Regions from separate parts of the Homo sapiens genome. Here region 2 is linked to region 1. Evidence: chromatin contacts called from ENCODE Hi-C data. All regions are on one chromosome and are shown on one strand. The core of a region is the stretch at or near the end of the contact, and the rest is flanking DNA. Distances in the headings are between cores, read along the strand shown.

Evidence for each region. Hi-C counts contacts between places; a loop is a spot of excess contacts on that map. Pooled maps may share reads with other maps.
Region 2: a map of naive thymus-derived CD4-positive, alpha-beta T cell shows a loop between it and region 1 (18-fold over the local background). The contact joins the promoter of TUBGCP3 here to the promoter of IRS2 in region 1. A Hi-C loop is called at or near these places in 1 of 168 maps with a recorded cell type or tissue (naive thymus-derived CD4-positive, alpha-beta T cell), 1 of 37 single-sample maps with no recorded cell type and 8 of 50 pooled maps.

Annotation. Positions count from the first base shown.
Region 1 is chr13:109,785,204-109,788,104 of GRCh38, reverse strand. It overlaps IRS2 (insulin receptor substrate 2), which reads left to right and starts at 1,522. Exons shown (of 2, transcript NM_003749.3): 1 at 1,522-2,901. The coding sequence starts at 2,052. It overlaps LOC124903211 (WAS/WASL-interacting protein family member 1-like), which reads right to left and starts at 1,021. Exons shown (of 2, transcript XM_047430835.1): 1 at 660-1,021; 2 at 1-505. The coding sequence starts at 1,012. The coding sequence ends at 268. RefSeq lists silencers at 1,125-1,294, 1,315-1,544 and an enhancer at 2,386-2,901.
Region 2 is chr13:112,586,773-112,589,673 of GRCh38, reverse strand. TUBGCP3 (tubulin gamma complex component 3) reads left to right here and starts at 1,521. Exons shown (of 22, transcript NM_006322.6): 1 at 1,521-1,769. The coding sequence starts at 1,694. LOC124903251 (a long non-coding RNA gene) reads right to left here and starts at 1,488. Exons shown (of 2, transcript XR_007063945.1): 1 at 258-1,488. RefSeq lists an enhancer at 706-1,525 and silencers at 1,591-1,810, 1,841-1,900, 1,931-2,050.

The DNA.
Region 1 (2,901 bases), core at 273-2,772:
AATTATTGCTGTAAATTATTTCATGAAGGCACAATTAAAAAAAAAATAAAATAAACAGCCAAAGCCTGTTTTGTTGAGTTTTCTTCGTTGCGCAGGATCGGGAGCTTGCTGGGATCTGAACTCAGGAAGCCCTCACCTCACCCTGACTTGGTCATTGAGGAGACGTAATTGCAGGGGTGCTTATTTGCTATAGGCTTTGAAAGTCACAAAAGCCCAGTAGATACATGAATTCGAAGCAGTTCTCCAAGGGCATCTCCAACTTGGCAGTCACCGCCCGCACCGCGCACACAGGTAGTGGACGCCCGCCCACCTGCCCGTCTGCTGGGCGCAGGGCGCTCCTGGGGTGGGGAGGGCGCTCCTGTGGGGGGAAAAGGGGCGCTCCTGCCTCGGAGGGGGAAAGGACGCCCCTGTGGAAGGAAGGGGGGGCTCTTGAAGCGGTGTGGTGAGAGGACGCTTCCGAGGAAGGAAGGGGGTGCTCCTGCAGCGGTGGGGGGAGAGGACGCCCCTGCGGAAGGAAGGCGGCGCTCCTGCGGGGGCTGGAGAGACGCCCGCGCGGTCTCCCGGCTCAGGGACCGCTGGCTCGCGGGTCCGCCCTCTCCCCGGCGCTATGGAAACCGCACTTTCTCCGCCTGCCGTCCCCGATCTCTTTCTCCTATTACCTCCCAAACGCGATTTCAACTTCCCGACAAGCTGACAAGTGAATGGCGCAGAGGACGCCCCGTAAAGCGCCCGCGAGCGGGTGGGACACAGGCGCCCCCTCCGCGCCCCTCTGTCCTCCACGGAAGGGCGCGCGCCGCTCTCGATCTGGAGCGCGGTGCTCGCGAACCCGCGGCCGCGGGCCCTGGAACCTCCCCGCGTTTCGCGGCTGCGGGGGGACGGAGATGCGGCCGGGAGACGGGGACGGGAAACGGGGGACGGGGATGGGGCGCGCCCACCCCGAGCGCGGGAGCGGCCGCCCTCGCCCAAAATGGGGACCCCGCGCCCCGAGAGCACGGCCCGGCTCGCCGCCCATGCTTCCACTGCAAGGCCGCAGCCCCCGCCGCCGATCCCGATCCCCCGCCCCGCCCAGCCGCGGCCCCGCCCGGCGCCCCCTCCCCGGCGGAAGCTCAAGCCCAATTAATTGAGTCCGAGGCGGGAGGGAAGGGCCCTGCGCGCCGTGGCCCGCCCCGCCCCTCTTCCGCGCCCCTTTTCCCGCCCTGGGTGGCATCTCCTCCGCCGGCATCCACAACAAGCCGCTGATTAATGAGGCCGGGGCCGCCCCACCCCGCCCGGCCGGGCCGGGGCCTTCGCGGGAGGGGGAGGGGACGGCGGGAAACGCGGCCCGGGGAGAAAGGGGGGCGGGGCGGGGGCGCGCGGCCCGCCCCCGCGAGCGCCGCGCCGATTGGCCGAGCGCGCCGTCCGTCGGGGGGCGCGGCGCCAATGCGAGGCAGCGGGGCGGGGCGGCCGCGCTGTGTGTGCCTGCGTAACGCCGAGTCACATGTTGTTTTGCTCTTCTTAGTTCAGTCACTCGGTGCGCGATGTGTTACTCACTGTGCGGCGGGGACCGCGACGAGCCCGGGTCGCCGTTGGCAGCAGCAGCAGCAACACCAGCAGCAGCAGCAGCCCCGGCGGCGGCGCGGACCCCGAGCGCCCGGGCGCACCCCGGCTTCCCGGAGCGCGACGCGGCGGCAGCAGCCCCGGTGCGGCCGCGCGCGCCTTAGGCTCGGCCCCGCGGCTCGGGGACCCCGACTCCCGGCCCAGCGAGCGCGTCCCCCGGCGCCGCCCGAGAGCCCGAGGAGGCAGCGGCCGCAGGCAGCCGGGGAGGGGGGCGGCCACCGCCCGCGCCGGGCATCCTCAGGAGCCCCAGAGCGCGGAGGGCGCGGCGCCGCCGAGCGGTGCTGGCCCCCGCGGGCCTCCCCGGACCTTCCCCACCGCCTGGGCCCGAGGGACGCGTGATCGGGCGGGCGGCCGGGCGCAAGGGTGGGAGGGAGCCGCCCCCGCCCGCGCCCCCTCCGCCCCTCGCCCCAACCCCTGGGCGCCGGGCCCGGGCCGCGCGGCCTGAAGCGCCCGCGATGGCGAGCCCGCCGCGGCACGGGCCGCCCGGGCCGGCGAGCGGAGACGGCCCCAACCTCAACAACAACAACAACAACAACAACCACAGCGTGCGCAAGTGCGGCTACCTGCGCAAGCAGAAGCATGGCCACAAGCGCTTCTTCGTGCTGCGCGGACCCGGCGCGGGCGGCGACGAGGCGACGGCGGGCGGGGGGTCGGCGCCGCAACCGCCGCGGCTCGAGTACTACGAGAGCGAGAAAAAGTGGCGGAGCAAGGCAGGCGCGCCGAAACGGGTGATCGCTCTCGACTGCTGCCTGAACATCAACAAGCGCGCCGACGCCAAGCACAAGTACCTGATCGCCCTCTACACCAAGGACGAGTACTTCGCCGTGGCCGCCGAGAACGAGCAGGAGCAGGAGGGCTGGTACCGCGCGCTCACCGACCTGGTCAGCGAGGGCCGCGCGGCCGCCGGAGACGCGCCCCCCGCCGCCGCGCCCGCCGCGTCCTGCAGCGCCTCCCTGCCCGGCGCCCTGGGCGGCTCTGCCGGCGCCGCCGGGGCCGAGGACAGCTACGGGCTGGTGGCTCCCGCCACGGCCGCCTACCGTGAGGTGTGGCAGGTGAACCTGAAGCCCAAGGGTCTGGGCCAGAGCAAGAACCTGACGGGGGTGTACCGTCTGTGCCTGTCTGCGCGCACCATCGGCTTCGTGAAGCTCAACTGCGAGCAGCCGTCGGTGACGCTGCAGCTCATGAACATCCGCCGCTGCGGCCACTCGGACAGCTTCTTCTTCATCGAGGTGGGCCGCTCGGCCGTCACAGGCCCCGGCGAGCTGTGGATGCAGGCGGACGACTCGGTGGTGGCGCAGAACATCC
Region 2 (2,901 bases), core at 272-2,771, 2.8 Mb before region 1:
ATTCTGAAACAAGGCACCCATTTTTTTGTGGGCTGACTAGAAAAGGTTAAAAATCCTTTGTCTCCATAGCATTCCAAAGTTATGAGCTACTCTATAAGCATACCTGCTATTGGTATAAAGATTAGCAGTTATTCCTTTTGCCAACTGACAGGCTCTAATTAATGCTATTAACTTTGCTTGTTGAGATGATTGCTCCTGGAAGACAAGCACTTTCTATTTCTTTGGGCAAAGACGCTATGGCATAACCAGTGTAATACCTTCCAGCTGCATCTTTAAGTAAGAGCCATCTGTAAACCAAATAACATCAGCGTTAGTGAGGGGGGTTCTTGCATGTCTGTCCTAGGAGAGAGCTGGTCAGGTAAGATGATGCAGTCATGCAGCGTTTCAGCTGAAGGTGGGGGAGAGGGTGGCAGGATTTAGATGACATCTGGACATTGTAGTATGCGGCTGAGAGAATAACTTCATGAGAAGCCAGTTACTAACTGATCGTGTTGAGTGTGATGCAAGTTTAGAAGCGTTTCCACAGAATGCGTATCGAAGGCAGTGAGGGGTGATCGCATCCTTGGTGGTTTGGTTGCTCTTGCAGAGCTGTGATGGTTGTTGCATCATGCAAGGAGACAGTCCTTTAGCTGTAGGGTCTAGTTGTTGACTGTAATACCCTACAAGTCTGCTTTGTCTCCATGTTTTTGAGTCAGAACGACAACAAACGTTTTACTTGCCAACAATTCTGCAACCTGAGCTGGACCCAGGCCCGACGGGCTTTGCAGACAGTCACGTGTGTGGCTGGCCTCAGCTGGGATGTTGGGATAGCTGGGTTGTCCTCCCTCTTCCATTTCATAGGATCTCGGGATCTCTTTCCATCATTTTTCCTTAGGAAGTTGGCCTTTTAACATGGTAGCTCACGGCTCCCAAGCGTGCACCCATGTGTAAGCTTTAACGATTGCACTGAAGTTGGCTTGGTGTAATTGTCTGCTTATCGATCTTTTTCTCGGCAGGTTTCCTGTTCTCTCACTCCGTACGTGATTAATTTATTTTCCCAGGACGTCCCAGTTACCCGGGCCGGGGGGGACCGGCCCGCGCGGCAGTGCGAGGTCGGGCCTGAGCAGGGCGCCTGTTGGATAGCGTAGCAGGTGAACTGCCCACTGCACGTTAACAATCGTAACACCCTGCACCCTTTAAACAGGCTTCTTTTTTCTTTTCTTTTTTAAACAGGCTTCTTTCATCAGAAGTGTGAATCAAACCAATGCCGTTAACACACACACCCCCACACCCACACACCAAATTATGGCCTTTATGGTGCTACCGGCCACCAAGTGCCCTCCAAGCAAGCCCGTCACGCTCGCGACTCCGGGGCCGCTCTGTCCGCGCAGCTCGAGGGCCTCGGGCCACCTGTCGCCCGGAACTTTCTCGGCCGACCGGGCAGCAGCAGGGGGAATGCACCAGACAGGGCCGGGAACGCTTAGGCAGCCGCACGCGCGGCCGCGGCGCAGGGAAGAAGCGGGGCATTGTGGGAAGCGCCCGCGCTTTCGGCGGGTTCCGTTAAAATGGCGCCCTGGTGGCCGGCGGCGCCCGCGCCTTAGCCTGTCAGGAGCAGGGAGCTTGCGGGGCGCAGGAAGGGCGCGGGCCGCGGTCCCTGCGCGTGCGGCGGCAGTGGCGGCTCTGCCCGGACCACCGTGCACGGCTCCGGGCGAGGATGGCGACCCCGGACCAGAAGTCGCCGAACGTTCTGCTGCAGAACCTGTGCTGCAGGATCCTGGGCAGGAGCGAAGGTAGAGTGGCCGGGCGACGCGAAGCCCGCAGACCCGTCCCGGGGGCTGCTCCCTGCGCGTGCAGCCCTAATACGTTCCGGGGCTGGAGGAACGAGGATGCAGGGCCGGGCAGAGGGCTGGGGGACGGGCCGAGGACGTGGGGCCCGGACGAGGGAGCGGAGGGCTGGGGTTCGAGGGTCAGGGAGCCGGGGAGGACAGCGGAGGGCTGGGGGCCAGGACCGGGGCGGAGGGAGTGGAGAGGCCAAGGCCGGGGCGAGAACGCCGGGGCGGGAGGCGGGAGGGCGGAGCCGAGCCGGAGCGGGCTGAGTCACCGCTCACTCCGCTCGCGGGTCCGTCAGTGAGGACGGGAGGAATGCCAGCTCGCCAATTTATCCCCCTTCTCTGGTGTCACGCGCCGTGGGAGGGCGCCTCTGCGCGCCTTTGGGTTCATCCTGTGGGGTGGAGAGAGCGGCTGCGCCGCGGAGGTGGATGCGGGGTGCTGGAGTGTCACATCATCGTCCCTTTTCGTTAGGAAAGTTTAACAGGCTTGAGTATTATGGGAAGAGGGTGTTAACGACTGTAACTGCCGTGTTTTCCTACTGTTTAAAGGGTTGAAGGTTGGATTTGATATAAAACTATTCTGGGAAAGTTCACATGGCGAATATTGTTACTAATAAGCAAAACTAATCCTATACGGTAGGTAAAACCATTTTGTAGTCGAGGTACTTTGAAAGAAATGGTACAGGATGCCATTTCTTGCTCCTTGTTTTGGCCAGGTTGGTGGGGCAGAGAGTGAGGATGCACCATGAGGGAATTTTCTGAGTAATGGAAGCAACTGAGTTACATCTTAAGCACCAAAATGTGGAAAAGAAGTTACTCAATTTTTGAAGGAAGACTTCAAAGTTACATTTAAAGTACTGAGAATGCATTTTGACCTTTCATGCTTCATGACAATTACTGTACATAATTCATTGGATGTTCTATGATAATCTTGGGGCAATCATGAATAATTTTGTGTCGCTATTAAATGAGTGACTTCACACAGTTCTTGCTGCATCTTGTAAAGTTTGATTCTATCACTTTATTTATCTAAGAAATCTTTGAGGACAACCCCGTCCTCAAAGTTCCCCCCGGGAACTGTGCTAAGTGCTGG